Linked DNA regions of Mus musculus: region 2 is linked to region 1. The links are chromatin contacts, found by POLR2A ChIA-PET in ENCODE. All regions are on one chromosome and are shown on one strand. The core of a region is the stretch at or near the end of the contact, and the rest is flanking DNA. Distances in the headings are between cores, read along the strand shown. Region 1 has its middle 23 kb from the start of Gm32191. Region 2 holds the start of Uba3 (ubiquitin-like modifier activating enzyme 3).

Region 1 (5,031 bases), core at 1,849-4,348:
CAGTGAAGCGAAGATCAGCAAAGATGCGGGACCAGCGAAGCCTTGCAAAGCATTGCACGCAAGCCCCCATCACTGTTGTGTCCTGTTTATACTCCCTCCAAACATCACGTGTCCTGGTTTGGGTCTTGTCTCACCACACGAGTCTGTCATAGCAAAATTCCATGTGAGTCTGTAACAGCTGACATCACTCAGCCCGAGTCTGAAGAAGTGACAAGAAGTCGCCAGAGCACCACCAGGAGGTTTTTTTTTTTTTTTTTTTTTTTTGGTGCTCTTCTTTTTATGACATCATGACAAGCAGAGCTCAACAGTGCAATGTAAGATGAACCAATGCATGCGCGTCAGAAAAGTCCCTCATCACGAATCCTCTCATGTGTCTGCTTCAGCAAAACATCCTCTCACCTGTGTCTGCTTCAGTGAAACGTTCCTTCACATGTCTGCCCCATCAAAACACCATCGGACACAACTGATTTTCCAAAGAAACCAGAAGTTTCCACATGCTCATTACACTGAGATCCTTAGGGTGGGTCCTAGACTCACACAATTGGTCTTTATAAAAAGGGGAAGTTTGGCCACAGAGATTGGCAGAATAAATGCCTGGAGAACATTGGAGGCACAGGCTGGGGTGGGGCTTGCACAAAACCAGGGCCAAAAAGACCTCTATTGAAGATTCCAGGCACTAGAGAAAGAAGTGTAGAACTGACTTTCCTTCACAGCCTTCGGGAAGCATCAGCCAGAAGGGAGCCTGCATCTTAGATGTTCAAGTTGCCAGGCAATAGATTAGTGTTGCTCATATCACTCCATTCACCTCTGCTTACAGAACTTCTAACAGATATGTGTCTCAATGAAGTTCTCATGCCTCCTAGGAGTACACGTGCATGTTAGCATGCCCTGCTTCCTTCCTTCCTTCCTTCCTTCCTTCCTTCCTTCCTTCCCTTCCTTCCTTTCTTCTTTCCTTTTCTTCCTTTTCTTCCTTTCTTATTTCCCTCCCTCCCTCCCTCACTCCATCTTTCTCTCTCTCTCTCTTTCTTTCTTTCTTTCTTTCTTTCTTTCTTTCTTTCTTTCTTTCTTTCTTTCTTTCTTTCTTTCCTCCTTATGGGTTCTGGAGATCCAACTCAGGTCTTCTTGCTTGCAGGGCAAGTATACTTGACGTTCCTGAGTAATGATGTGGCTTCAGAGTTCAAGTGAAACATGAATTGAAATAAAACATGATTTGAGGGTTGGGAGGCTGGAGAGATGGTTTAGCAGTTAAGAGCATTGGCTGCTTTTTTAGAGGACCAGGGTTCAATTGCCAGCACACACATGACAATTCACAAGTGTCTGTAATTCTAGTTCCAGGGGATCTGACACTCTCAAACAGACACACACGCAGGCAAAGCACCAGTGTTCATAAAAATAAGAATAAATACCCTCGGTTATCATTCCCCAGGTGCTACCCTTTTTCTTTCTTTCTTTCTTTCTTTCTTTCTTTCTTTCTTTCTTTCTTTCTTTCTTCCTTCCTTCCTTCCTTCCTTCCTTCCTTCCCTCCTTCTTCTTCTTCTTCTTCTTCTTCTTCTTCTTCTTCTCTTCTTCTTCTTCTTCTTCTTCTTCTTCTTCCTTTTTTTTTTTTTGAGACAAGGTCTCTAACTAGCCTGAAACTCACCAAATGGGCTAGGCTGGCCAAATAGGCAAACCCTAGCCATTCAGGTGTCTCTGCCTCCCCAGTGCTGAGATTAAAACCATGTACCTAAACCTAGGTGCTAGGACTCTAACTCATGTCTTCTTGTGCTTGCTTGACAAATACTACACTCATGGAACTTCCTAAATCCCCACTTTAAGACAAGGCCTTGCACTGAAGTATTTAGTCTTTTGAATAGCAGGATTACAGGCATGTATCACTATATCTAGTAGGGTCCCTGAAACCTAAAAGCACACAGCCTAATGGAGGAAGAGACTGGTGAGGGATGGGACTCTGTTTCTCTCTCTCTCTCTTGTTTTTCTCTCTCTCTCTGTTTCTCTCTCCCTCCACCCCCCCCCTCTCTCTCTCTCTCACACACACACACACACACACACACACACACACACCACAGCAATCCTGAGGTTGACAGCTGTATAAAGCTGTATAAAGCTACAGCTAGTGCTGCTCAGGGAAGGGTTTATTTATTTGGGAGGGCCCTGAGAAACTTGCCCAGGTCGAAAGGATCTGAATTAGGAATTGAAGTGGTCTAATGTCTAATACTCCTCTATAATTAAAAAAACGAATGCCCCCCAAACCCTCCAAAGGTCACTAACGTGGAGGCGAATCTAGAGACATCTCTGTCTGCATCAGCGCGCAGCCACATTATTAGAAGAAATAACTGCTCACCACATACTCAATTTACTAAGCTCCAAGGAGCTGGAACTGGCTGATATTTCAGAGCCAGGTTGGCAACGTGATTACAGGTACTTTTAAAGCCCCCAGTCCACACATTCTCAATAATTTACATTGCACTGTAAATGGAAGTTGATCCTTGGAGGTGGGGTTGTTGTTGTGCCAAGGAAGTAATTTATGTTGCCCTGAGCTGGAGCTCTCAGTATAAGAAACAGCATTTGCAGGATGGGCAGGTACCACACTCTGTGCAGAGCATTTCCTGTGCCGAAGCAGCTATGGTAGTGAAGGCAGTAGAAACTCAACCCCTGCCTTGAAGCCTAAGACACTGAGCCACTTTCTGACGCCTCTTTCTATCTCGTTACTCTGTTAAAAGCCATCTACACTTGCTGATCTGTTGAAGAGCACAGAAATGAGAGTCTTAACTGTTGTGTTTTATAAAACATAATATAATGCGGCAGGGGCGAGAGGGACAGTCTCGTTGGGCCCGGAGGTGTTCCCCAGAGGAATCACCACCATGTGACGGGCCAAGTGCGAACGGGAAGGGGACCTGGGAAAGGAGGGGGACAAAGAAGGACAAAGAGGGAGGAGAGAGGAAGAGGATGGCCATGAACTTGTGGGGAAGAGAGAGATGGAGAGAGGGAAAAGGGGGAGAGAGAAGAGGGGCGAGAAAGGGAGGGGGAAGAGGGGGAAGGGAAGGGGGAAGGGGAGGGGGAGGGGAGAGTTTGGCTATTAGTACCAAGCAAGCAGCTGCGCAAGCTGTTGCTAGGTAGCTGTTGGGTGGAGCCTAGAGGAATTGCCAAAACTAACCAGGGAGATCCAGACCGTTTTGAAATTGCAGCTCTATTTACTAAACCATCAGGTTGCCTGGGTGACAGGGCGATAAAATAGAGGACACACTGGGGACATGGATGCACTCCATGTAGGTTCACCCTTTGCTTGTTTCAAATTCAAACCTAACTGGGTCTTTGTCTCTGTTTGTTAAACACATCACCAGTAAACTCTACCACATGGCCAGTAAAATGACAGCCTACGGTAGAAAGCTCTGAGCCCAAATCTCTGCCAACAAGTAATAGTATGAGGGTGGGGGGATGTAGCTCAGTGGTGGAATGCCTGCCCAATATGTGTAAAGCCCTGGGTTCTGTCCCCAGCACCAGTGAATCAAGCCCGGTGGCACACACCTCTAATCCCAGCACTCAGGAGGTAGAGGCAGGAAGATTACAAGTTTAGGGTCGTTCTCTGCTACACAAGTTGGAAGCCAGCTTTGGCCATGTAAGACTCTATGTCTCCTCCTCTTCCTCCCCTCCCCTCCTCTCCCCATTCCCCCCTCTTCTATCTCCTCCCCTTCCCTCCCCCTCCACTTCCTTCCTGTCTCTGTCTCTATGTCTTTCTTTCTCTGTCTCCCTGTCTGTTTCTGTCTCTCTGTGTCTCTGTCTCCTTCTCTCTCCCTTCACACACATGACTGCGCAGAGTTAGATCCATGCCCAGCTGGCATGTGTCTCTGTGCTGCAGCCCCAGCCCCAGCATGCACGAGGCCCTGTGATCACCCCAACGCTGTGGTCCTTCTTCATATGCCCTTTAAAAGGTGACTTGCACCAGGATGCTCCTGTGTGGGGGTGATTTCCTCTGTACTTGATTATGTGACCTTTGGTGTGTCTGAGCATTTATCCTGGGCTCTCATTCTTGTATCTAAAGCAAACAAAGATGTCACTGGGCCCTCTTGTTATATGTTGGCACAGTACCAGACAGGGACAAACCATTTGTTGTTTGAAGCAAAGGAAAAACCAGTCACATCAAGCCTGTCTTTACTTAAAAAATTTAAAAAAAACCAAAAAGCAGAATTTGTGTGTATGTATAAATTAATTTTGATTTTCTAAAAGACTGTGTTTAAAAAATCTTGCCAGTTTGGCTTGTTTGACTTTTTTTTCCCCCTGAGAAAGTACTTTACTTTTTATAAACCTCTACTGTGGTCTTCAGTGACTATTAAAAATGTAAGTCTTACATTATTGATGTTTAAATTTAATGCTGTTAAATGTTACTAACTCTCTTCCTTGCAGAGTCCCATTAGAAACAATAACAAGACGTGGCTTACTTTGTCCCAAGAACTGAGGCACACGTTATTAAGAGTTAGATGTTATTGAATCCCTACATTTCTCCATGCTTCTAACCCCCCAAACAACTCCCCCAAGAGCACAGCGAGTAATCAGAAGTGTTGGGGGTTAGAAATTAGAAACTGGGCTTTCGTTAGGTTTGTTTCCTTCTCCCTGTAACCTACAGCACCTTGTTCATACAATATTGAGAATCCCGAATCCAGGGCAGCTAGGAGTGCCTGCCTGCAGTAAACCGGGACGGCCCCTAGGTGTCCTTCTTAACCAATATTGTACGCTCTGAAAGTCCAGACCCAGCCCAACGATTAGAAGAAACCTGGTCCTAGTTAGTCTAGAAGGTTCTGTCCAGATGAAGGGCTTATGCACTGAGCCGGGGCACCTCTCCGTGCCCGGGAAAGGCAGGAAGGACATTATCTGCGTGTGACACCTCACTGCACAGACTTCTCACTCGGAACTGTCCCAGCTGCCCTTGCACAGAGGAGGGTTTGCCTAATGTTAGGTCTCAAAGAAACCCAGGGCAATTGGCTACCTGAGGTGCCTATTAACATATCAAAGCTGACTCTGGCTACCTCTCAGTAG
Region 2 (5,031 bases), core at 1,492-3,991, 71 kb before region 1:
CTATGAGTAGCGTTTCTCTTTCAAAACCTCTTCATGGGCACAAAAGGCCATAAAACACATTACAGTGATTACTTTGTAATAAAAAATTCTATCTAATCAAATATTTGCTTCAAGTCAGACGCAGTTCAAAATATGTATCTATTCTATTGCAAGCATATTTTTAACATTCAATTAATTATAGTCAATACTAAGTGAAGATTTCAACTAAATTTGAATACCTGAGTAAGCGTATCTTATAGTCTTATTAGAATTGATTTACCACTTCAGGGCTACAAACAGGGAAATATGTCTTAGGAATCATTCTAAACTAGAATTTTAAACATACCAGAATATGATGTCATCAACTTATCCTACACTTGAAAATGTTTAAACTTATATGAAAAATATAAAAATGCATTTCTAGGCATTTACATAAAATCAGTTGTAAAGATCCAACTCAATTAGATTAATTTCACAAAACAACTTCATTAATTATCTATATTATAATAGCAAGTTTAATAGGAAGCATCGTCTTATTTTTTAAATGTAAGACTATTAGAGCAGTTGTTTAAAAACAAATGTTTCTCACTTCAGTGCTTGGTTCGAAATCGGGGTGTGTGAAGGGTCCAGACCGCTCGAGGAACTTCTTTACATGGTTCCAGCGACCTTCCCAGTCTCCAGTGTCCCCACACCCACCATCAACAGCCATTCTGCACAGAACACAGTAAATTCAGCTGCAAAGATCAGTACGAAAAAGCCACGCCCGAACTATTAGGTCTCCCCAAATGGTAACCACACATCAGACCTGCTCAAATAAAAAGGAAAACTGAGTTGTGGTTCTATTTTCCCAGTTTTGGCTTGTCTGGTATGGGGAAGCACTCTTCACCTACTTGATAAAATAATTCTGCCTCTGTGTTCCTAGCTTCCTCGGCACCCACAGATCAAAGTCGCAACACTAAACACTAAGTGAGAAAGGACTTCCCTCTGTTTGGTATTTACAGTCACTCTGAGTTTCCATCAACCGTTTGTTCCTTCAGTAGAAGTAACAAGTGCATAGGTTGAGGGGGGTCTCTGAGAACTATGGTGCTTCAGTCTAACACTAGTTATGGCTCCTCCCAAGTTGGAAAGATGAGAGCCACTGAACACTTTGGATGAAAGCAATGATCATACATTTCTTTCCTCAGAAGGATCCCAGTATTTTTTTTTCCTTTAAAAACTAAAAATAAAAAACAAACAAACCTCTCCTAATACTAAGGTCCATTTGTTGTCACAAAACACACACACAAGAAAAATGTTTAGATTACAATTATGCCACAGATAGGCATTTATTTACCATCAAGAAATCTTTGAGAACATGCAACTAATAAAGTGGGACTTCTCTAAAAAACAAAACAAAACACTCAAATGCACTTTATAACCACAGATTCATTCATGTTTGGTTGTGATAACTTTCCTGTAACCCCAAAGTTTCTACCTTCAAATATATTAGTGATTTCAATTGTTTACAAAAGGGACTAACATACATTGCATAGCTGATGTTCTGATGCAATGCTGGGTCTCACGCCATAACCAAGCACACTCTAGCTTTGAGAAGATTCCTTAACTGTCAGAAACTTCAGCTGTAGACTGCAACTACTTCTGATGGTCATGAGGTAAAGAGATCATCAGGTATTGAACTTAGGGGCTGCTCTTGGCAGACAGCAAGCGCTCAAACTTTGTTATTTCGTGCTGAGTTGGGAATTAAGCGGTGAGAAAGGGTGAGCCCTTGCATTTGAAATTCACCCATAGGGAGGGGCATGGAAAAGACCAAAGTACTACTGAGAGCTGACACAGAAATTATGAATCACCACACCCAATACACGAGTATTTTTTCCCCCTTCCCACGGAGGGCGGGGAGAGGAATCACGTAGGATTGGCCATATGAAAAGAATTTTAAAGTCTGCGGCATCAAAAAAAACTAAGTATTTAATACAGGTTGTGTGGTAAATGAGAGAGCAAGTGAGTTGCCGTGTCCTTTAAGACCCAATTACCTTGCAAAAATGACAAGTTTTAACACAATTCCTGATTCACGGAGTGTTCATAAAAAGTTTATGTGTACTATTGTCTCAGTGTTCATCAAGGACCCAAAACAGGCCTCGTGTCCATTTAGATTTAGATTGGATTCACTTGCCACAAGGTCACAGCTCTGACAATTTGGGTTGGAGGAAGAGGGGAGTACCGGGTGGCTTTTGCAGGAGCATAGCCAGGGAGCAGCCGGCCGGTGGCTCGAGCTGGGGACGGGGTCAGGGGTGAGGACGCGCGGCCTGCTCCAGGTGACCCCCTCCCAGCACCCTCGGGCCCGCTGCGGCTGGTCCCCTAGGCCTGGGATTAGGGGGAGGCGGGGGTCTCCGGAGAGGACCCCGGCCTCCCAGCAGCACTAACTTCTCAGCCAGCAGCTCCTCTATTCTCCTTCTTTTCTTCTCCCTAAAAGAAAGAGAGAATAAAAGAAGGGTCAGCATCAAGCTCCAAAGAGGGCGCCGCAAGGGTATGGGGGGCGAGGGGACGGGGAAGGGGTTGGGGGACCCCCGGCTGGCAGCGGTGACTGCCCACCGCCGCGCTCTCTCACAACCCAGCCCAACTCGGCGCTCCGGCAAAATCCCGATACTTACGGCTCCTCGCCATCCGCCATATTGTTCCCCGCCTCTTCCCAGAGGCCCTCGCGCCGAGCGGGTCCGCCCGGGAGGGGCGGGACTGCAGGTGAATGGAAGGAGGGAGAGCCGAGCCAGGGAGGAGGGGAGGAGCTTCAGGTAAGAAAGTGAGGGGGCGCGGCGGGGCGGGGCTTCAAACGGAGAGGCGGAGCTGGGGTTTGGGTTCCGAGGCTTTAGGAGGGAAAAACTGAGCAGGCGCGGAGGGGCGGGGTCCAGTGCTTTGAGACTGGGCTATTAGAAGGAGGAGCGAAGGCGGAGCCAGTACTAGAGGCGCGGCTTCAGGGGACGAGAGGGAGGGGCGGGAGCGTCTGGGAAAGCTAGTTGAACAGCGGGAAGCAGTGGCTAAATAGGCTGCTTAGGTCCCCTTAGGCTTTGCAAGCATTTCCCAGTGTATTTAAAATCTTTGATTAATTGTGCCTACTTAATATTATACCATCTATAATGTTGCTATGCCACATGAACTTAGATATGTTACTTATTTATACACTTATACGTTGACACATAATTGCATAAAATGTTCATATATTCTATTTAAAAACTAAAATAGCCACCCCAATATGCCAGTGCTTTTCTCCGGGAAAATTGGTGAAAGAAATTTCCGTTTTCCATATATCAGGAAGATTCAAAACCCTTGCTTTTATGGGCATGAAGTTTAAAGCATTAAATAGACATAGGGTGAAGAGTCTTATTTTCTTTGTGACACTTCAGTGTCACACCAGTCTGTCAGAAAACTAATCTGTTATACATATATACATCAAGATATATATTAGATAAATAAATGAATGATAGATAAGATAGATGATTAGGTATGAAAAGTATAGAGATTTATTTATAACCTGTCACTTGAAAGTGTTAATAAATGAATGAATTTTTGACTCTATTCTTCACAGTCATATATTGTATGTAAATGACTGATTCTGGTAGACAAGAAAGGAAAGAATAATTGTGTTAAACATATCACTTTTAGTAAAGTGAGATAAAAAAATTTAATATGTAAGTCTGAACTGAATTTAAACCCTTACTACTCAGCTATTAACTGTGAGCCCTTGGGTATTTCCAGATCCTCATTTGTAAAATGAGAATAACAACATTCACGATTTTAAGATTGAAAATTAAGTGAATTTTTAAGTGGCTCTCAAATATGGTTTTTGATTGGAATTACTTGAAGGTTACAAATGCCAGGTTTGAGTTTTATCACAAGAGGTGGTTTGTGGACACACTGTTTGAAAACCAGTGAAGTGCCCTGATATAGCTTCTAGGGTGCTCATTAAAGGGGGACGGGGGGGCTGCTACTACTCACTTGAGGCATGCAATCTACTTTGTCCTGCTCTCATTGAACCTTAAGGAAGGCTCATCTGTTACGATCCCCCAGCTACTTTCATCAATAGCACACATTGAGCTAAAAATTCAGTCATAACCAGACAGTGAGAAGAGGAAACTGAGCCTTAGAAATAGAACAAAAATAGCAGAAGAAGGAGAAGAAGAAGAAGAAGAAGAAGAAGAAGAAGAAGAAGAAGAAGAAGAAGAAGAAGAAGAAGAAGAAAGCCTGCAGGGAACCCAGGTTTAATTCCCAGCACCCACACAGTGGCCTTCAACTCGCTGGCACCCAGCACACAAGTGGTGCAAATGTACATGCAGACAACACACCCAAAAGAAGTTCACAAAGATGTCAGTCCTGCATCTGTGTGTCACCATGACTCACCACTTTGACAGCTGACAGCAGACATCGTGAGATCTGCCTAACTGATTAGAAAGAGCCACCTCCTTTTGTTAATAATGACAGTAGTAGTGGCAAGTGGCCGAAATCCTCAGTAGATTTATTTTCTTTACAGTGAAGCACATCATCAAGTATTAGACATCAAGTATTAGACAGACATCCTCCATAGTCTATGGCCAGGCCGAGGAGTTATCAGGATGGTGCTTGCTAAAGCTTAAGTTCCTGTGGAAAAGCCTCAAGAGACTGATTTAAAAAAAAAAAAGTTTATTTATGTGTGTGTGTGTGTGTGTGTGTGTGTGTGTGTGTTCCCACAGAAGCCAGAAAAAAAAAAGTGTCAGTCCTCTTGGAGCTGGAGTTACAGGTAGTTCTGAGCCATGTGATGTGGGTGCTGGGAATTGACCTCTGGTCCTCTGGAAGAGCAGCAAGCACTCTGAGCCACTGAGCCATCTGGTGTGAGAGACTGATGCAGTGAACATCTTTACTCCTACTCCCCCTCCCCCACCTAAAAATAGTGACATAGCTACTAGTAATAGCTCTTAAACGGAGCCTGGGGTAAAGTTGACTCAATCTGTGCTCATTCCCATTTAAAATAGTTGGAGGAAAAGGTAGAGGAATGTAGAGGGAAAAAAAAAAAAAAAAACAACAACA

What was found. ChIA-PET counts read pairs that join two places held with the same protein, here RNA polymerase II (POLR2A).
Region 2: POLR2A ChIA-PET joins it to region 1 with 11 read pairs in embryonic stem cell. The contact joins the promoter of Uba3 here to the enhancer-like site in region 1. POLR2A ChIA-PET finds 5 or more read pairs at or near these places in 3 of 5 experiments (Patski and embryonic stem cell).

What each region holds. Positions count from the first base shown.
Region 1 is chr6:97,273,398-97,278,428 of GRCm38, forward strand. No RefSeq gene overlaps it. Among named protein-coding and RNA genes, the nearest start is that of Gm32191, 23 kb to the left of the region's middle. Within about 2 kb of position 3,099, at least 1 of the 3 ENCODE cell types and tissues checked has a DNase peak (open chromatin) inside an H3K27ac peak, as active enhancers do.
Region 2 is chr6:97,202,906-97,207,936 of GRCm38, forward strand. Uba3 (ubiquitin-like modifier activating enzyme 3) reads right to left here and starts at 2,742. Exons shown (of 18, transcript NM_011666.3): 1 at 2,628-2,742; 2 at 2,401-2,442; 3 at 569-689. The coding sequence starts at 2,647.